2 separate regions of the Homo sapiens genome follow, and region 2 is linked to region 1. Evidence: read pairs that join two places in POLR2A ChIA-PET (ENCODE). Cell type or tissue: HepG2. All regions are shown on one strand. Each heading gives the region's core, and the rest is flanking DNA. Links, peaks and the distances in the headings are about the cores only.

The links. Peaks named below come from ENCODE experiments on the same cell type or tissue, not always from the same donor. Only the 100,000 strongest peaks of a DNase experiment are listed, where the experiment ranks them.
Region 2: POLR2A ChIA-PET joins it to region 1 with 10 read pairs; 3 of 35 experiments call an interaction of 5 or more read pairs at or near these places.

Annotation. Positions count from the first base shown.
Region 1 is chr2:189,501,725-189,513,040 of GRCh38, forward strand. No RefSeq gene overlaps it. Among named protein-coding and RNA genes, the nearest start is that of WDR75, 66 kb to the left of the region's middle. In HepG2, for the core only: no CTCF peak of the experiment used is centred there; DNase peaks (open chromatin) are centred at 5,077 and 8,737.
Region 2 is chr2:189,550,914-189,562,229 of GRCh38, forward strand. SLC40A1 (solute carrier family 40 member 1) reads right to left here. Exons shown (of 8, transcript NM_014585.6): 8 at 9,677-11,278. The coding sequence ends at 10,965. Among named protein-coding and RNA genes, the nearest start is that of SLC40A1, 24 kb to the right of the region's middle. In HepG2, for the core only: no CTCF peak of the experiment used is centred there; DNase peaks (open chromatin) are centred at 1,638, 2,328, 3,008, 4,518 and 1 weaker place.

The DNA of each region.
Region 1 (11,316 bases), core at 1,000-8,999:
ATGGATCTAACAATGACAAGCTGTATCAATTATAGAGTAAGAAAAAAACCTCGTTCAGCTCTGCTTAACTCACTTTAATATATATTTGTCTAATGTTTGATCATTTTTCAATTAGGAGGAAAATGACAAAAATAATATTTGTTTGAAAAAGTTTGACTTTATAGTAATTCAACAATAATCAAAAGAGATCTAACTTGATGTTTTGACCAGTTGGTATACACCAAGTGCATTGTGGTTTTTTAAAATAGTGACTCGTTTTAATATAAATTCTATTAACACTTTCTTCCATCCAAACAATGAAAGATAGTTTAGAAATTTCATTCAAGGGCATGATTTCTCTCAACCACTGGCTATAGTATAAGATGATTTTAGGCAAGAGATAATTTAGAAGGAATTTACAGAAAACAGACTAATGATTTTTCTAGGATAAACATGAATTAAAATCACATTTATTTTCTTATGATTTTCCCAACTGTAGCTATTCACAAAAACTTTCTAAGTTTTAGCTAATTGACTTTTAGTAATACAACATTTTATCCCACATTGAGACTAGAAAAAAACTTTCATCATAACAGTTTCAAAACATTTAAACTTTTGAATGAGCCAATGCCAGTCATACAGTCTTCATTATTCTCCACCAACATCTGGGAGAGTCAGTCCTTCAGCATGAGTTTAACAGGTTAGCTTTTTAATAACGCACTCCAATTTGGTCAGGTGACAAAACACGAGATGAATTTTTTTTCAGCATAGCAAATTAAACCCATATAATTTGTTAACAGTAAATTTTAGTCTGATTATAAATGTTATAGATTTCATGATCCCATTATAGCACAAATGAATTAACTTATATTTTCCATTTTATGAGTCTATTTTCAAGCCAACCATCTGAAATTACAGTATTTAATAGGAATATTTAAGAAGTATATTATTGTTTTAAAAAATATGCCAGATACAAAAGTTTTTGCTTAATTCTTCCTCTATTCATATTTAAGAAAGAATCTAAAATGTTTGGGAAACTTTTTAAAAGAAAATGTCTAGTTGCTAGTAATTACCCATTATCTAAAACTTTACATTTTAAAATGTTTAGCTGCGCACTGTCATGAGGTGTTTGGCAAGCAGTTTTGAAGCTCAGAGGCCTGAAACTCTCTGAATTGACATATTTGGTAAACAAAGTCTCTTTGAAGTGCCTTCCTCCAGTGATTCAGTCTGAATAATGTAAACAAGAAAATAATTGGTAACACAGAATTAGCTACCAGACTTCCTCTATCCTAAAATGCACTTTCCCCTTAAGCTGGCAGGGGGTGGCGGGGGCATGTTTTTGTTTGTCTGTTCATTTGTTTTTATTAATTCCCTCTTCCTTCAGGGAGACCTGGTGGGGCCTGGCACTACCAGACTCCTCAGGCCCATCATCTGCTTACGGCTTTCTTTTTTTGAGACGGAGTCTCGCTCTGTCTTCCAGGCTGGAGTGCAGTGGTCTCGGCTCACTGCAACCTCCGCCTCCCGGGTGCAAGAGATTCTGCCTCAGCCTCCCGAGTAGTTGGGATTGCAGGCACGCGCCACTACACTCGGCTAATTTTTTTGTATTTTTAGTAGAGACGGGGTTTCACGGTGTTAGCCAGGATGGTCTCCATCTCCTGACCTCGTAATCCGCCCGCCTCTGCCTCCCAAAGCGCCGGGATTACAGGCGTGAGCCACCACGCCGGTCCTGCTTACTGCTTTCTAAATGTGCCATGGCCCAAAAAAAGTAAAGAAACTGTTTTCATATTAGAGGTAAATCTTACAATCAATGATGTTTGCCTAATTGGCTGCGCTTACCAAGTATATTAAACAAACTCCTTTTAACCTCTTGCTTTCTTGAGACCTTGCAGAGAATGTGTTAATTACATTAACATTATTGGCACTAAACCATGACTTAAGTTTACAGGTGACCTTCAAATAAATATTTCTGTAGCCTAGAACTAGACTTTTACTGCCACCATAAAGCTTGCCTTAAGGAGAAGACATTCTTGAAAAAAATCAAAGTAGGCACAAATCAAAGAGACTCATTTTCTGTGCTGCAATTATTTTTCTTAGTTCCTCTGAGGCAACTAATCTGCTATTCAGATTAGTTGAATTCAAACCTTGAATTCTGAAATAGACAACCAAACAAGATGGTTTTTGTGCAACTAAATGACCAGCCATAAAAGACCAAGCTGCAACTGTAAACCTGAATGATTGACATATGTTCTTCTTTTCTTTATACTGGAAAACAAAGTTTTACCCAGTTCAGAATGCCTAATCAGCTGTTATAAAGACTTCTCAACTAAATAATTGGTTTATATTTTGGATTATTACCTGAAATAATATATGACTTGGTATACTTAAAAAGTAATGATTGAAATAATAGGTATTAGCCATCTTTCCATCAATTTGAGGATTTCCCTATTGTTTTTTAAACCTGGTTAACAATTCCCCTGAACTTTAATTAAAACAAAAAAGATATATGGTCATTTCACAAAGATAACTGTATAAATCAACCATCTCACCTCCATTATATATATAAAAAAAAAGCTAATGCAGATGGAGGCACCCCTAAAATTAGAAGACCTATATATAATGCCATGACACACGCTGCATAAGTAGCTTTGATGAGAAGCTGTATTTTTCTAGGGGTATTTTTAACCAAGTGAAGAGCAATTATTGGCCGTGGAAAGACAAAACTTGGTGTTGCAACACCTGGGATGAAGGCCCTGCTCAGTCCCTTATTAGCTAGGAGACGTCGGGTTAGTCACTTAATCCTTCTAAGCCTCATTTTCCACAGCTGTCAATTAAAGAAAAATAGATTACTTCAGAGAGTGTTTGGGGATTCAAATTACATAATGGAAATGTATATGCTTTGTAAATTATAAAATTATCTATGAATGTTACTTAACGACATTTTAATACTAAAATCTGGCTGTACAGGTTTTAGGGATTATTTAAATAATCGGAAAAGAAGGCTGGGCGTGTTGGCTCACGCCTGTAATCCCAGCACTTTGGGAGGCCGAGGCAGTTGGATTGCCTCAGGTCAGGAGTTCAAGACCAGCCTGGCCAACATGGCAAGACCCCGTCTCTACTAAAAATACAAAAATTAGCTGGGCGTGGTGGCTGACGCCTGTAGTCCCAGCTAATCGGGAGGTTGAGGCACGAGAATCTCTTGAACCCGGGGGGCAGACGTTGAAGCGAGCCGAGATCGTGCCACTGCACTCCAGCCTGAGCAACAGAGTGAGACTTGGTGTCAAAAAATAATAATATAATAATAATAATAATCAGAAAAGAAGAGCACCAGAAACTGAACTTGGCACAATTAAGTATGAAGCCCTCACAAGCCATGCTTGCTCCCAAGGCTGGTGGACCCACTCCAGGACCCCGTGCCCTCTGGCTGTGGAAGACGCACTCCATGGACACCTGCAGGCTGAGGAGACAAAGTTCAGGCTTCTTGTTATTAGTTGGCTTCCTCACTCACTCTCTGTGCTGGGTTCTGGAGATATAGTGAGCACAAAAAGCCAAGGCACCTGCCCTTCTGGAGCTTAGCGTCTAGTACAGGAGACACACATTTATCAAATAACCACTCAGATACCTAAAAACAGGAAAAAGCCTTTAAAGACAGAGTTCAGAAGTTCTGAATAGTGTGAGAGTTGGACTTAATCTATTTTTTGATGTTGTCACTGTGGTTTCCAGAGGAAGTCACATTTGAACTAAAATATAAAGAATGATTAGACAACAACTAGATTTGGGGAGAGGAGCAGAAATATTCCAGGCAGGGGGAAATGCCTTCTAAAAGGCCTTGAGACAAAAGGACCTGGAAGGTGAATGTGTTGTTGGAGCCCAAGCCTGGTGGCTGCAGCAGAGGCCAGCAGGGGCCGTCTTTATCTAAGAGAAATGGGTCTTCATTATAGGATTTAAGGGAGAAAAAAGATAAGATTACTTGATTTAAGTAACACTGTGGACAATGGATTGGGGGATGGGGAGCAGGAGTGAATAACAGGAAGTTTGATTAGTATGATAAGTTTAATTTGATGAAGAATGTGATAGTGTCAAAAGAAGTAGGAGTGATATCCCGTATCTATGGACATAGATTACAAGAGTTTAGGGATAAGTCTTCAGGGCCTTCAAATTTAAGGTCTCAGTAGAGAAAGATAAGACTGAAAGGAAGTGGTAAGAAAGCAAGAGGGACCTTTAGAGGGTTTGTTTGGAGTCAGGAAAAAAAAATGCTACTGAGTGGTCAAATAAGACCATGACTGAAGAAAAATGCTCATTGCATTTAGTGAGTGGAGGTCATTAGCAAGAACTATGTCAGGGGACAGATGGGGACAAGAGCCAGATAAAGACTGACAGGGATTAAGGAAATGGGATCAACTTGTTTTTAAAAATTGGTTGTGAAAATTAGAAGTAAAAGATCATAACAGCTGAGAAGAAAACTAGTGGGGAACTATTTGGGACATTTTATTCACCCCTCAAATTATAAGAGCCAGGTCACTTAGTTTATTGGTCTAGAATGTCTTTCTCCCTTCTACTTGGGGTAAAGTTGGTCCTATTTAGACTATAGCCTTAGAGAGTATTTGAGGAGGAGGATGGAGATTAGATGAATATATATATAGACTATTAAATTTAAAAGATGAGTGAGTTATTCATTCACTCACTACCAACAAGCCCCACACCAGGGCTTATGGTTTCTAAAAGCTGCTTTCAATGGTATGGTTGTGGAAGAACAAAAAAAGACGCAACATTTCTTCACATAAGTCTGGAGCTTCCCTCTCATTCAAAGACTTCTTTCCTCACAACTATGCACAGCCATGTCCTGTTGCTTCCTAACACCTCTTGTGGGTCCATCTCACCCATCTCTGTCTTCAATGACTTGGAAACTTTCCCCTTACCTAGTCAGGTAAGGGCCCTTGGGGCCCCACTACTTGCTCTGTCTCAGTCACCATGATTCAGTCTTTCTCTTACTGAGGGGAGACTTCCTCAAGCCTCTAGCCCTTGGTGTTATGCTAGTCTGTGCTGTGTTAACCAAAATGAGATTGCAGACCTTCTTGTCACTCTGACAGCTTTCCACTATGACTCACTGATAAGAAATCGCATGTCAGAAGTTAACAATTGGAGCTTGTCTTGCAGGTCCTGCTGATCCCAGCTTACAAACATAGGTTCAACACCTTCTTAGACTCTGCGGCCTTTTCTGCGAGGTTTCTTCTAGCTGAACAGACCTGTTGTAGGGAGTATAGTATATTCTGCAACTCTGATGTATTTTCTAAACGTAAATTTATTTTCCATTACTGACCTAATTTATTAGCTAGTTAATGAAAATAATGAGAATCCCTAAGGATCCCAAATACTTTATGAAATTAAAAAAAAATTAAAGAGTATTCTGGAAGCCATTTCCCTACTCCTGGGCTGCTGAGCTCTCAAGTGAATCTAGAGTACAAACATGAAGGCTATATCTGTGGGGAATGTGTTGGCTTCTGTCTTTGAAAGGAAACAAGACAAATAACTTGTACATGGTATTAATATATTTTCCAATTTGGAAAAAATCCATAACTTAAGTCAGAAAATTGTACATTGTAAAATAAAGGCTGGGCACGGTGGCTCATGCCTATAATACCAGCATTCTAGGAGGCCAAGGTGGGAGGATCACTTGAGCACAGGAGTTGGAGACCAGCCTGGGCAACATGGCAAAACCCTGTCTCTACCAAAAAAAAAACAAAAAACAAAAAACAAACAACAACAACAACAAAAACAGGCATGGTAATGTGTGCCTATAATCCAGCCCCTGTAATTCCAGCTACTTGGGAGGCTGAAGGAGGATCCTTTGAGCCCAGGAGGTCGAGGCTGCAGTGAGCTATGATTGCACCATTGCACTCCAGCCTGGGAACAGAGTGAGACCCCTGTCTAGTATAAATAAATCAATAAAATACAATACAAACCAGGACAAAAGACGTGAACAGATATTTTTCTGAAGAGGATAAATGGATGGCAAGTAAGCAGAAGAAAAGATACTGAACATCATCAACCATTAGAGAAATGCAAATTAAAACCACAATGGAGATCATATGCAGTGGCTCATGCCCGTAATCCCAACTTTGGGAGGCTGAGGCAGGCAGATCACTTGAGTCCAGGCATGTGAGACCAGTCTGGGCAACATGGCAAAACTCTGTCTCTACAAAAAATACAAAAATTAGCCAGGTGTGGTAGTGCACGCCTGTCATCCAGCTACTTAGGAGGCTGAAGCAGGAGGATCGCTTGAGCCTTGGAGGCGGAGGTTTCAGTGAGCTGAGATTGTGACACTGCATTCCAGCCTAAGTGACAGTGAGACCCCTGTCTCCAAAAAAAATTTTTAAAAATGAAATAACACTACATACCTAACAGAATGGCTAAAATTAAAATAATGACAACACCAAGTGTTAATGAGGATGTTCAAAAACTAGATCACATATACTTTGCTGGTGGGAAGGTCACTTTACTAGAAAACAGCTTGGCAGTTTCTTATACATTTTAACGTGCAATTAATATTCAACCCTGCAATTGCACTCTTGGGCATTTATCCTAGAGAAATTAAAACATATGTTCATACCAAAACCTGTACATGAATGTTCATAGCAATCCTTATTTGTAATAGCCAAAAACCTGAAACAGACCAGATGTCTTTCAACGGATGACTGATTAAACAAATGGTGGTACATCCATACCATGGAATACTACCCAGCAATAAAAAGAAACAAACTATTGATACAACTTGGATATTCAGATAATTGTGCTGAATGAAAAAAGCCAATCTGAAAGATTATATACTATATGATTCAATTACTGTGATTTTTTGAAATGACGATTTTATAAATGGACAGATGAAAGGTCTATATATAGAGCGAAGTGAGTGTGGTTACAAAAAGGCAACAAGGGGGATCCTTGTGATGACAGAATTGTTCAGTATCTTGACAGTAGTTGATATGGTTTGGCTCTGAGTCCCCACCCAAATCTCATCTTGTAGCTTCCATAATTCCCACATGTTATGGGGAGGGATCCAGTGGGAGATAATTGAATCATGGGGTTGGTCTTTCCTGTGCTGTTCTCATGATAGTGAATAAGTCTCATGACATCTGATGGCTTTAAAAAAATGGGACTTTGCCTACACAAGCTCTCCCTTTGCTTGCCACCAACCACATAAGACATGACTTGCTCCTCTTTGCCTTCTACCATGATTGTGAGGCCTCCTCAGCCACATGGAACTGTGAGTCCAATTAAACCTCTTTCTTTTGTAAATTGCACAGTCTTGAGTATGTCTTTATCAGCAGCATGAAAACGGACTAATACAGTAGATCGGTACCAGATGGGGGATGTTACTGAAAAGATACCTGAAAATGTGGAAGCAACTTTGTAACTGGGTAACAGGGAGAGGTTGGAACAGTTTGGAGGGCTTGGAAGAAGATAGGAAAATGTGGGAAAGTTTGGAATTTCCAAGAGACTTGTTGAATGGCTTTGACCAAAAGCCTGATAGTGATATGGACAATCAAGCTGATAAGTGATAAGGTCCAGGCTGAGGTGGCCTCAGATGGAGATGAGGAACTTGTTGGGAACTGGAGCAAAGGTGACTCTTGTTATGTTTTAGCAAGGAGACTGGCAGCGTTTTGCTCCTGCCTTAGAGATGTGTAGAACTTTGAACTTGAGAGAGATGATTTAGGGTATCTGGCAGAAGAAATTTCTAAGCAGCAAAGCATTCAAGAGGTGAGTGGGGTGCTGTTAAAGGCATTCAGTTTTATAAGGGAAGCAGAGCATATAAATTTGGACAGTTTGCCACCTGACAATATGATAGAAAAGAAAAACTCATTTTCTGAGGAGAAATTCAAGCTGGCTGCATAAATTTGCATAAGAGGAGTCGAATGTTAACCCCCAAGACAATGAGGAAAATGTCTCCAGGGCATGTCAGAGGTCTTCACAGCAGCCCCTCCCACTGCAGTCCTAGAGGCCTAGGAGAAAATGGTTTCATGGGCTGGGCCTGGGGTCCCCATGCTGTCTGCAGCCTAGGGACTTGGTGTCCTGTGTCCCAGCTGCTCCAGCCATGGCTGAAAGGGGCAACATAGAGCTCAGGCCATGCCTTCAGAGGGTACAAGCCCAAAGCCTTGGCAGCTTCCACGTGGTGTTGAGCCTGAGAGTGCACAGAAGTCAAGAAGTGGGGTTTGGGAACCTCCGCCTGGATTTCAGAAGATGTATGGAAATGCCTGGATGCCCAGGCAGAAGTTTGCTGCAGGGGTGGGGCACTCATGGAGAACCTCTGCTAGGGCAGTGCAGAAGGGAAATGTGGGGTCAGAGCCCCCAGACAGAGTCCCTACCATGGCACCACCTAGTTGAGCTGTGAGAAGAGGGCCACTGTCCTCTAGACCCCAGAATAGTAGATCCACCAACAGCTTGCACCATGCATCTGGAAAAGCTGCAGACCCTCAAAGCCAGCCAGTGAAAGCAGCTGGGAGAAAGGCTGTACCTTGTAAAGCCACAGGAGCGCAGCTGACCAAGACCCTGGGAACCCACCTCTTGCATCAGCGTGACCTGGGTATGAGACATGGAGTCAAAGGAGATCATTTTGGAGCTTTAAGATTTGACTGCCCTGCTGGATTTTGGACTTGCATGGGGCCTGTGGTCTCTTTGTTTGGCCAATTTCTCCCATTTGGAATGGCTGTATTTACCCAATGACTGTACCTCCATTGTATCTAGGAAGTAACTAACTTGCTTTTGATTTTACAGGCTCATAGGCAGAAGGGACTTGCCGTGTCTTGGATGAGACTTTGGACTGTGGACTTTTGAGTTAATGCTGAAATCAGTTGAGACTTTGGGGGACTGTCGGGAAGGCATGATTGGTTTTGAAATGTGAAGACATGAGATTTGGGAGGGGCCAGAGGCAGAATAATACAGTTTGGCTTTGTGTCCCCACCCAAATCTCACCTTGTAGCTCCCATAATTACCACATGTTGCAGGAGGGACCCAGTGGGAGATCACTGAATCATGGGGTGGGTCTTTCCTGTGCTGTTCTCATGAGAGTGAATAAGTCTCATGACATCTGATGGCTTTAAAAAATGGGAGTTTGCCTGCCACCATCCACGTAAGATGTAACTTGGTCCTCCTTGCCTTCCACCATTATTGTGAGGCCTCCCCAACAACGTGGAACTGTGAGTCTTTCTTTTGTAAATTGCCCAGTCTCAGGTATATCTTTATCGGCAGCATGAAAACAGACTGACACAGTAATAGTAGATACAGGGTACCTACATGTGATAAAATTGCATAGAACTACATGCACACGCACACACACACGAGTAAAACTAAAACTGAGAACATTCAGATAAGTTCAGGGGATTGTATTAATGTCAATGTCCTGGTTGTGATATTATACTACAGTTCTGCAAAATGCTACCATTTGGGAAACTGGGGAAAGTATAAAAGGAGTCTCTCTGTATTATCTCTTAAATTGCATGTGAATCTATGACTATCTCAATAAAAAGTTTCAAATAAAATCGAATACAAAGCAAATTCTTACCGCAGTCTGTACCATTTTTTGCTTAGATATGCCTCTAAGCAAAATGGTGATGAGGAATGTTCATTTTTAAGCAAATATTTTGCCATGCAAAGGTTAAGACAGCTGTGTCAATAGGCTACCCCACCACATGAACTGGAAAGTGATAGTTTAAACAGTCTTTTTATTCAGATAGTCAATGAATACTTTATATTCTTTTCAAATAACATGCCAGTAGCCAATTCACTATATGAAAACCACAATCATTAATTTTTTCCAAATCTGCTTTTTTTTTTTTTTTTTGGCAATCCACTTCTATGAAAATGTAGTAGGAATTGCCATCTGGGCAGGAGTTTGCAAAAGGCTCTTTAATTTGCCCAACAGAATGCTGACTTTGCTTTCTACACAAAGAGTAGTTATGTGAGGGGCTCCTATTAACCTACAATCCATAATCCTATGATTTTAGGAGCAGGTTTGGTTATGAATTCCCTTCTCTGCTCCTCTGCTCATAAACTCATCTAAGATATCCAAATCATGAGAAGGGCACTCATTCCTCCAGCTTCTCAACAGTTTGCCACCATAGCAATCAGATCACATTTTTAAAATCCCATTACTAACTCTAACACAGACACTTTCACAAATGTAATTTAACATTTTATCTTCTATTTTAGAAAGGGTTGTTCATAAGAAATAGCCATATGAAGACTTTTTCTGCATTTTTTAAAGTATGAATACAATGTGTTATCTTCTATATTATTAAGTGTCTCATATATAATGAGTTTTTTAAATCAGGAATTTCTTTTTCTTTAGTGTTGGGGAAAACAAAACACCCATTTGGATAGAAAAGTATAATTCCTTAGATTAGATAATGAGAAACATATAATCCAACATGATTTATTTTTGCCCTGACTGCCAAGAAACTCAGATGTTTTGTTCTCATTTACAACTTTTAGCCTAGCCAAAGCTGCTCTCTCCTCTTATTCTAAGTACATCATTATAATTTGTCTTAAAAGTTGAATTTTTTAAAATGTTGTTTAGATTTTAGCCAACTTGACTTTATTTGAATCCTGACAATTAAATAAAATCATTTTTGTAATACAACTTTAATTCTTTTTTACAAAAAGATAAACAATATACTTGAAGGAAATAAGCCTATTAAAAGAATATGTGAGGGTTACTTCTTGTGCTTGTGTTTCCACTCGAAAACTTAAGACTCAGCGATGTTTAGTTCCCCATTTTAACAATTTCATGTATTTTTCTTGATTTAAAACAAATTGATTGCTCAGATGTGAATCTAAATAACTAAGCCTAATTCATGTAGTGGACCTTAAAAAAAATAAGAAGAAAACACCCTGTCAGAGATTCTCCAGATGGTTTTGTTTCTGACGATAAATAAAATAAATGACTCGTGCATATATATATATTCTGCTTGGGTATAAGCAAAATCACATAGGAAGAAAACTTATGATCACTAAAAAGGTGTGTATTAATTTTTAAAATGACTAGGATGCAAAAGTCACCATTGAAAGCATCTTTTTTTTTTTTTTTGAGACAGAGTCTAGCTTTGTTACCCAGGCTAGAGTGCAGTGGTATAATCTCAGCTCACTGCAACCTCCGTCTTCTGGGTTCAAGTGATTCTCCTGCCTCACACTCCCAAGTAGCTGGGATTACAGATGCACACCACCACGCCTGGCTAATTTTTGTATTTTTAGCAGAGACGGGGTTTCACCATGTTAGCCAGGCTAGTCTTGAACTCCTGACCTCAGCTGATCTGCCTGGAATGCATCTCATTTCTAATCTACCAG
Region 2 (11,316 bases), core at 1,057-9,056, 49 kb after region 1:
TTTACAGCCCACCCAAAACTCGAAATCAAAATAGAGAAGACTGATAGACCCAATTCATAAATATTTTTAAACCAAAATTAAAGTCAAATAAGCAAAGAGGTGAAATAGCCATAGTGCATACGACAGACTAACATTAACATCCCCAGCATACAAAGATCTTTTACCAATCAGATGATGATAAACATGCCTATGAAAAACATGTATAATTCATAAAAATCAGAAAAATAGGCAAGAAATTGAAAAGTTTAACCTTACTGTTGATTAAAGAAATGCACATTCAAATAAAAATTCTTTATCAGATTGGCAAACATATAATAGATTGACAAAATCTGATGTTGACAAAGGTGTAGGAAAATGGTGATTCGAATTGGCACAACTTTTCTGGAGAGAATTTTGGCATTTATGAATCAAAATTTCAAATGTGTATAACTTATGATCTAGCAAGTTTTCCAGGGACCTGTCTGTGGAAATCATTGCTCAAGTACCCAAAGCTGTAAACACAGTGATGTTAATTATAGCATTATCTAAAACAGCAGAAAAACAGAAAACAACCTAATTGTCCTCTGGCTAAACAAAGGCATAAAGTATGATAAAATACTATATGGCCACGAAAAATTGTAACATGATTTTAAACGTATTGCTCTGCAATGATATCCAGGTTATATTGTTGAATGAAAAATTATCAAGATACTGAATAACATGTGAAGTATGGCAACATTTTTATAAAATTATGGGTATGCAAACACATGTACATGCATGCCTGGAAAGGTTATTCACTAAAATGTCAACGGCAATGATCTTCGTGAAGAGATTTTGGGTGAGTTTTACTCTCTTGTTTATATTTTCATGATTATTTGGAATTCTTGAATGAGCAAAAAAAAAAAAAAAACAAAAAAAACCACTACCCAAACAGAACAGACACAACTGAAGCATGTCTTCTCAGGAAGCCTTCTCTTACTCCAGGTTGGTCTGGACATTGCCCTCTAACCTCCCATAGCAGCCTATACACATCACCACAGCCCTTCCACATCACAATATAAAGATATTTATTTGTATGCTTTGCCTTTCCTTACAAAACATCAGTAAATACATCTGATATCCTATTATTTTGTTTTTCCTGTGCTGAGCTCAGTGACTGACACATAGCAGGCACCAATGACTCAACCTATTTGGGAATTCAAACTAGCCTCCCCTAAAATTATATATTGTAGGAGGGAGTAGGTGTGAGTTTTATGAGATTAAGATGTGTATTTTTCCCCAGTAGTTTTCATAAGCTAGATAAATTGTGGGGAAATACAAAGTAATGACCTATTTATATGGATCTACCTTTAAGCAAGGTTCAAGGTCCCACTAAATTAACATCCTTCAGAATTCTTATTGGAAGTACTGCTGTTTAAGTCTTGCTTGCTACTGACACTAACTTGATACTGGGAATATGTCTACTTTTCTGAAACTCTCACTTCCTGTATCTGCAAATTAGAAATGAGAATAATTCACCCAGCAACAGGAATGACTGGCGATGAGGAATAGCTAAGAGCGTTTGCTCGAGGGCTCTATTTTAAGTATGCCTCAATTCAGCTCCAAATTTTCCAGTGAACTCTATTTTGACATTGAAAAACAATGTTTTGGCACTACGCTATATTCAGAGACTTTCACAATAAGCTCCTCTTATCAGTTCACCATGTGATGTTTTCCTTTAGCCAGATCACTCATTTTATTCTGGGGTTAGCACTTTTGGACCATAGTTACAGATATGAACTGTGGATAGAAACGGTCTCTAACTTGTAACTATTATTATTTAGTAACGTAAAATACAAAATACATGGAAGAGGGGAGTAGGTAACATATTGGGGTACCCAGTATGTTACCTACCCAAAGGGTTAAAAGGAACCCCCTAACTGAAATTATTTAAAAGCTGAAAGACCTAAACTCCCTATCCAAACTGTTAATATATTCATAACCATATTTTAAGGGATGGTGTTGGTTTTGTGGTGTTGATGATTCTATTACTGCTTTTAACAATTCAAAGACATACTGGTATTAAATGAAGTTACAGCTTTACCCATTGTTAGACTAACCAGAGATAAGCACTTGGCATTATTTCCATCCTTAGGTCTTCAAGTAGTTATCTCATCATTAGTTTGTTTCCCTGTGTTTAGAAGGGTGTGATTTTCACACACTCCTCCAGCCAATGAAAACACCAGTTTTTAATAAGCACGTGAAAACTGTGACTCTTATTTTATAAACGTTGACACTGACAGGTTGATTCATGTCTGAGTATTTGTTTGATCTTTGGAAGTTAAACTTGGAATTTCTACAATGTGTTATGTTAAACATGTGTCACCATTTTGAACATAACATATTGCATAAAACTGTTTATAAGACCTGTATGCATTGCTAAGCATTTGTTTGCTTAAAATCAAAGATCTAAGAGTTTTAAGAACTGCAAAACATCTGAGAATATGAATGATATGCTGCCAGGAAAGAGAGAAAAACAAAGGACGATTAGAACTGAGAAGAGTGAAAAAAAAGTATCAGATGCAAATAACCTACAAGCCACAGTCAACACATTTGCACATGAAGAAAACAGTATAACATAATTTATAACACATTTTGACATATATTTATATTATACTTCAATTAACTTAGTTCTAAGATCATACAGTCTTTTCCTTCTTCTTTACACAAATACATATTTCACTTTTAAAAGAGGGCAGTCTTACAGTCAATTTAATGACTATTAACACATCACAATAATAGACTTTTGAAAAAGTCTGCTTATATCTTCCTAAACCTGTGTTTCCAAATGAATGGTATAAGTTGTTCTCCCATTAAGTCAACCACTGGGCTCATTAAGATATGTATTTGAGAAGAATGAGCTTGTTAGTAAACGTATAGATAAAAGATTTAGGTAAGGATTAGGACCTACTAAAGTGACTGCTGTTAAACCAGCTACATCTAATTCTCAATACTACTAATGTAGCTCTAAGCAACCTAAAACAATGACCCACTGTGAAAGATAAGTGATTCATCTCACTTGTTGCTTACTCCCTGACCATTCTCTCAGGTTTTATTGGTTACTGTATAACTTTTTATTAGTTATCTTTCATGATTTCAAATAATAGGCTTAAATTCTCTTTATTTTTTCATTAATTTTAGGAAGTATCTCAATTTCCTCTCCACAAAGTGAGAACGTATGAATGCTCCACTATCCTTCACTTCTTCTCACCTGTAACTCCCAGGTTTTGTTAACTATACCTGACTTTTAAATTACTGGTATTTATAACATTTACAGTATACCCTATCTTTGTTTTATGAAGTCTTGGGTTTTTTTGGTTTTTTAATATAAAATCTTGTGGGTTGTTTGTTCGTTTGTTTTAGAGACAATATCTCCCTCTGTTGCCCAGGATAGGGTGCAAGTGGTGCATCGTAGCTCACTATAGCCTCAAATTCCGGGCTCAAGTGATCTTTCTGAGTAGTTGGGACTACAGGTGCGTATCACCATGCACAGCATATTTTTTTTTTAATTTTTTATTTCTTCAGAGACTGAGTCTCCTATGTTTCCCAGACTGGTCATGAACCCCTGGCCTCAAGCAATCCTCCCACCTCAGCCTTCCATGTAGTTGGGATTACAGTAGGCATAAGCCACCATACCTGGCAAAGTCTTGTTTATATAAAGGCTTTTAAAATAAAGCCTTGTTTTTAAATAAAGTCTTGGTTTTTAAAATAAAGTCTTGTTTTTTTAATAAAGTTTTGTTTTATAAAGTCTTGTCCTTATTTTGTTAAGTCTTCTAAGCTTTGTTTACTGGTTGATTCTAAAAGTTAGAAAGGAATAGCATATAGAACATTATTATTATGTTGATATTATTCACTGCAAAATCAAGTATTATGATTAAACCTCAGGAGAAAGAAATGTAATCCTATGTAAGGAAAACTTTGCCACTCAAAGGAAATGATTTAAGAATCAAAGTATCCAGGCACAGTAGCTCATGCCTGTAATCCCAGCACTTTGGGAGGCTGAGGTGGGTGGATCACTTGAGGCCAGGAGTTCAAGACCAGCCTGGCCTGCATGGTGAAACCCTGTCTCTATTAAAAATACAAAAAAACTAGCCAGACATGGTGGTGCATGCCTGTAATCCCAGCCACTCGGGAGACTGAGGGAGGAGAATCTCTTGAACTGAGAATCTGGAGGCTGCAGTGAGCCGAGATCGTGCCACTGCACTCCAGCCTGAGCCAGAGTGAGACCTTTTCTTAAAAAAAAAAAAAAAAAAAAAAAAAAAATCAAAGTAAACTTAATTTTCTTTTCTTTTACTCCAGTAATTCCTCAGCATCATGCCATATGAAACAGTTTACTTTGTTTCATGTCTGGAACATGACTTTCTTGTACAAGTTTTTGTGTTTTTCCTAAAGTTTCTTGTTGCTTTTTTTCCAGATTACACAAGAAACATATAAACGCTTCATCATTGCATTAAGGTAGTCCAGCTTCTCCTCCTATGCTCCCCACCCCCCGTTCAGCTCCTCTGTTTATCTGCTCTCTCTTACTTGATTTCTCAATAGAAAGGTATTTGACATCCTAGATTAATCTTTATGATCTCTCACTTTTTTTCTCTCATAGTTACTTTGTCTGTTTGCTCTACTTTTAAACCTAGCCTTTTATTGAATGGAGGGAGGGAGGGGCAATCATATTTTTAATTTCCTCTTGTTCTCTTTTTGCATAAAACCGTGTACTTTCTTTATAGATACCATTCTTTCATCAATCTCTGAGGACATTAACTAGAATTTTTTAAAATTTTTCTTCCCTAAATAACCTGTTTTTGTTGGTCTATGACTTTCTTTTTTCATCTTAGCCCTATCTGATGCTGCTGGTTTTCCCCAGATATCTGGCCATCAGTGGTTATCTGCACAAACTCATGAGAGAAAGACTAGATTGATGAATTCAAGTAGCTCGTGTGGATTTCCTCTGTTGTTAAGTGGGGTTTTTCTTAACAGATATCACACCGACTGGAAGGATTTCTGTGCTAGTGGGCAAGTCATGTCATTGGGTAGACTTCTTTAAGATACATGGGCAGAGAGCGCAAAAGTAAATCAGGGTTCCACTCCCAATATCAGAACAGGAGGGTGTGCTCTGGGCAGGGGTTGTGGTGGGGCATACCTTCACCAAGAGTACTACCCCCATCCTAACTGTTAACTTGCTTCAGCCATTCACTTGCAAATGTCACCATGTCAGTTTCACTGCAAATGTATTCTGCATGGGTGACAGGAGCAGCTGTTTTTTATAGATCCTTCTGCCAACTTTCCTCACTGGTTCTCCTTATCTGTCAATCTAAGCTACTCCGGAAAGAATGGCTTGTACCTGTGTTACAGCCTTTTGTACTAGGGCTTATGTATCAGTACTCACTCATCTATTAATACTTTTTTTTTTTTTTTGAGACAGAGTCTCACTCTGTCACCCAGGCTGGAGTGCAGTGGCATGATCTCGGCTCACTGCAACCTCCGACTCCCAGGTTCAAGAGATTCTCCTACCTCAGCCTCCTGAGCAGCTGGGACTACAGGCACATGCCACCACGCCCAGCTAATTTTTGTATTTTTTAGTAGAGACGGGGTTTCACCATATTGACCAGGCTTGTCTCGAACTCCTGACCTCGTGATCCGCCCCCCTCGGCCTCCCAAAGTGCTGGGACTACTGGCGTGAGCCACCGCGGCCCTATTAATACTTTTTTATGCCAGAAATGTGTCTTTGATCTGGTGATGATTCCACCCTAGAAATCCTCATTTGCCATAAACAAATAGGCCCCTTAGGATATTAAGGATTTTCTGGCACTTCTCATTAGACAAAGCTCATGCCAGGGTTATGGGATATGGAGGAGAGAAAGCCTTTGGACACAGACAGAAATCATTTTAGATTCTGTTCTGCTACTTACTAGCTGCACAAGTACATGATATTTATTCTAAAACTGTTTCCACAACTATAAAGCACAGACAATATCTTTTTCACTGAGTTATGGTGAGGACTAAATGAATAAAGTGTTGACAAATAATGGATGTTCAAATGTTAATTCCTTTCCACTGGAGTGTCTTTACTTAAATACCTGGGATTTAATAGGTAAGAAGATATGTATCTATTTAGTTAATACATAGTATTAAATAAAATATTAAATCTATCATTGGCATTCTTTTAATTATCTTCACATTAAGCTCAAATATTACTTTAGATAGGACTTAATATGTGCCCATGTCCTGCTTGAGATCACTTATTATAAGGTCTTTATAACATAGTTCTTCAAAACATGGATTTCTTTTGAAGTGTTTTAGTTACCATAAAATATATCTATTCTCTTACATCTTCAATCTATTTAATTAGATTAACTTCTGTATTATCATCATTACAATTGTATACATTAGTTTAGGACAACCACCAAGTTGATTTTGAACATATTTACTTCAAAAACTTTGCAGTGCACTTTTCTCCCAGCAAAATGCAATAAGGAAAATGTTCAAATAGAAAAATATATACTAACCTACATAGAGGCCAGGGTAAAGAACATGAAAAAAAAAATAAAGCACTTACTTGTGTTGTACTTTGATCTTCCATTTGTCCATTCTTTAGATAAAATACTTACTCCCTTTTGGACTTGAAAACAAGCCTCCTTATAAGGAAAAAAAGTCATTTAACTTTTAAAGTGTGACTAAGTGTAGCCAGTTCAGACTTGTGCTAATTCTGTATGTGTTGTCACAAGGTTCTTCTAACTTTTCAACTCTATTCTTGAATTGCTGTCCTATAAAAGAAAAATTTCCCGATAGCAAAGATTTTTCTGGAAGGTGGATCAAGAGGAAGACAACATTATAAAAAGAAGGAGCAATACTTAACTGACATCATAGAGTTTGAAGTATCATTTGAGAGAGAAAAGTAAAACTCAGTGATCTTTTGTCTTGGCTGAAAGGAATTGTGGACTAAATTTATTTTTAATCACAATAAATATTAATATTAGACTAGATAAGTTGTGTATCTATTTTCCTCTGTTCTATTAAAGTTTTAAATTTCTATATCAACAGTCTTAATGCAAACGTGACTTTTATTTTAACCTTCCTTAGAATGTGGGGAAAAAATACATAATAATAGTCAGCAGACAGAGATAAGGAAACCGAATGATGATATAAAAAGATTTGTTTTCAAAACTTCAGTAAAAACAAATTATAAGAACAAACCCTAAGCTGTTCACAGTGGGTACTTCTGAGGATTCAGGGAGTGGGATGGGAGAAGTGGACGTTCATTCTTTAAAATTTGGTGCTTTTTTCTTTTTCAAAACAGGAGTGCACCATCTTTATGATTCTGGCAACTTGAAAGCTTTTTAATTTTTTTTAAACGTCATTATCCTATAGCCCAATAGTGCAAACACATGGACTAAAGGAACTATGTGGTAGAATTCGTACTTACATCAGTATGGCAAGTAATAAATACATAGATCATTTGACCTAAAGGAACCTCCAATAAAGGATGCCTAATAGCTTAATACTCTTTACCACAAATGTCTGCCCAGTTCTTTCTTGTTCTCCTTACTTTGCAGTTCTTGTCCATTCATTCTGCTCTCTTCCTACACTTAGTAGCTTTAATTAAATTCTATCTCCTTGCTCACAAACAATCCCCTGAGAGAAAAGCTTTTAAAATGGCATGTATTTTGTTTGGCTAGCAAAGTATTTTTAGCACTTTCAAATAAGTTGTCAATATTTAAGAATTTGGAGATCCCAGGCCAGAGGCAGTGGCTCACGCTAGTAATCCAGCACTTTGGGAGGCCAAGGCAGTCAGATCAACTGACGTCAGGAGTTCGAGACAAGCCAGGCCAACATGGTGAAACCCCTTCTCTACTAAAAATACAAAAATTAGCTGGGTGTGGTGGTGGGGGCCTATAGCCCCAGCTACTCGGGAGGCTGAGGCACAAGAATTGCTTGAACCCAGGAGGCGGAGGTTGCAGTGAGCCCAGATCATGCCACTGCACTCCACCCTGGGTGACAGAGTGAGACTCTGTCTCAAAAACAACAAACAAACAAACAAACAAACAAAAAAGAATCTGGAGATTCCAGAATCCCCAGCTCCTCTTTGAAGATCAAAAGATCTGACAACACAGGACCCACATTCCAGCATGGCAATGGGGAGTGCTTACAGCTGACCCGTTAACCTGGGTGTACCCTATTACCACTCCAGTAGGACTGCCAAGGCCATGTGTCATTTAGCATGCCTCTTGTACTGTCTTTTGTCTTATGGGAAACAGTAAAGTAATTTCTTATTTACACTTTTATTTTCTTAAAGGGTAGGGAAAAAGGAAAAAAAAAAAATCAAGCCAGATTTTCCAAAAAAGGGGGATATTTCTTTATAGAAATGAAGATGATTTACCTATGTTTAATATGCAAACAAAGGGTGTGTATGCTGAAAGAACCAACTTAATAACTGTAAGAAGCCTGCAACAGAGAAAAGCAGGAAAAAAAATGTAATGAATTTGTTTTTAAGTGGGAACAAAATTAAATACTTCGGTAAAATGCAATTACATATAAAACGAGTATTTTCCTATTTCAAATCTACTTCATTCATTTTAATGACCTAATTGGCTCTGCAGTTATTTGAGTTTGACCCCATATTTAGAAGCACCCCCATAACACAGCCACACAGGTCACCTACCCCTGCCCTACTTCTGTGGTCTGAGGAAGTAAACAACAAAGGCTGTCCAGACCAGCAGTGATTCTTTTCCACTTCCTTCCTCTTCCTGCTCTGAGCAGTAGTCTGCAAAGGTAAGAGCAACAGCTGTAAAAATTCCTATTAACTCTTCAACTCCATGCTTCTTCTTCCTACACAGGGCCTCTCTCACTAGATGCACAGAATGGCAAAATGCCCATATTAAGAGCTGAGGCCTCCCCTTGCTAATGTGGTTCTGTTCATTTTTCAAGGTCATAGGCCTTCAGTTACAGCTGCAAACATTCAGGACAGATCTTCAATCCCAGCCTTGACCCCTGTGGGAGGGAGCAGAGAGCCAGTTCAAGACAGCAGCCAAACCTAACAGAGGCATCTAGTTTGCACAAACATCATGAACAGATCAGTAGCTGCAGGGCGATGCCAAATGCTCTCAAGTTCTCAATTTTAGGAGAAAGGAAAGGAGGCTCTGATCAACTATGTCTGAGTCCAGTCTGAATCCCTAGGACTGATAACAGTTTAGATCAAGTCCCCAATAAATGTTTCCTTTATGCAGAATGTGGCTCTACTCTCTCTAGAGGCAGCAGACATCTCTCCTCAGCTCCCCGTCATTACTAAGGTCCAACCTCTAGTAAAAATGCTGCCTTGTCTTGTAGTTCACTAAGTAATTCCACATGGCTTCTCTTATTTCATTCAACCAGGAAAGTTGAAAGGTAGGTAGGGTTGTTTTTACTATCATTTCCAATTTACAGAAGGGAAAATAGAAGTGAGAACTTAAAAGTGCTTAGTGTGACATATTCAAAGTCAAAGAAAGAGTGCTGGGCCTCATGTCTACTACACTTTTATCCAGTCCACCATAAACTAGAAATATGAACAGGGAGATAACACTAAAAATCATGACACTGTAGCCCTTTATAGAGAAAAACAAGTTACCCAAAACAGATGTTCTGTAACAAAAGCCTTGTTAAATAATTGGGGAACAGAATTCAGGAAAAATTAAGATTTTCAAAATATTTTTATATAGAAATTTTTTACAAAGATTTTACAACATAGCAAATCATTATGTCATACTGTAGAAAGATGAAGCAAAGGATTAAACTCCAAGGATAAAGAAAGTGCTCATAGCAACGTATTGCAGTCTCCATGAAAGTGCATATAAACGGTTAAGGCAAAGTACCATCTTGGTACAGACATGTTGCAAACTGACTTTTAAAACAATTTTTTAAAATATATACAAACTTTTTTTCTTCTATTCTTCTCAAAGGCATTTGAAAGGGATACTTTTATGAATATTCTTGCTGTAGAACAATGTAGAAATAACTTCTGGGTATAAAACAGTAAAAATAAAAATATTCTACCTGAGTGTGTTAAATCAAGTGATTTGTAAAACAAAACCTTCACAAGTGTGGGCTTTCTACATGTAACTTGCCAGGCTGAAGGCTTACACCCTCATGTTCTACAACACAGATCACTAATGATGATAACATGAGTTAAATTGGGATTCTTGCCCTTCTGTGTGGCTTTTGGCTTCTAGGTTCTATGACCAAACTATTGACATATTTGAAGTCTGTATGCAGTCATTGTGTGATAAATCTACTTTACAGCTTTGCTTCTACCTGCAGCTTACATGATAACCATGCTGTGAAGTGCTACATATGCTTCATACAATATGTTGCCCCATCTGATAATAAAAATACAAAGGTGCTCTTTAAGCTAAACCATAAACCTTATTAGAGAATTCTAGTTAAGTGTTTTGTTTTTCCACATACATGTAAATACCTTAAGATCAATAGGATCAATAAGGATAATATTAGTTATCAAAATTTAGTCTTCATACTTGAAGAATTTGTTTTTAAAAATAACTAAGATGCAAAAAAATAAATTAGCTAGTCTTGAACAAGAGTGAGTTTTGCAGAAAACTGACATATCTGAATTCTAGTACAGATAAGAATCTGTCAAATGATAACTGAATTCACGTGACTAACCACTCTTTTACGTAAGATTGTATCTACTCATGAGAAATAGGGGAATTCAGTGTTATCATTATAGTCTCCGTATTTAAACTGAGTTTTTCTTTTCCAATTTTTTTTCCATGCCTCAACATAAGGGAAATTAATCAGTTAATTTCTGCTGACTTAGGTTTCCTAAACAGCTTTTAGTTCTCAAGGCACAGCTGTGGTAAAAACAGAGCAAAACACCCAGCCATTTATTGGAATTCTGCAGTACAAAATAAGCACATGTGCTCTATATAATCTAGTAACAGGATAGCAACAGTTAAACTGTCTCAAACAACAGATGTATTTGCTTGATTTTCCTTCCTAACTTCTTTTGCATCAGGACCGCAAGCAAAGAGCTTGTTTCCCAGAGTATTTTGGGCAAATCGGAAATACATAATGTGGCCCATTGCCACAAAGGAGACTGAAATCAATACGAGCAAGCCAAAAGCTTCAGGATTTGGAGCCAGGATGACCATGATGAAATGCAGAAGATCAAGAAGATAGTTCATGGAGTTCTGTACACCATTTATAATGCCTCTTTCAGATTCAATTACATTTTCTTGCAGCAACTGTGTCACAGTTAAATCAAAGGACCAAAGACCTATAATAAAATATTTTTTTAAAGATTAGATTTTAGTT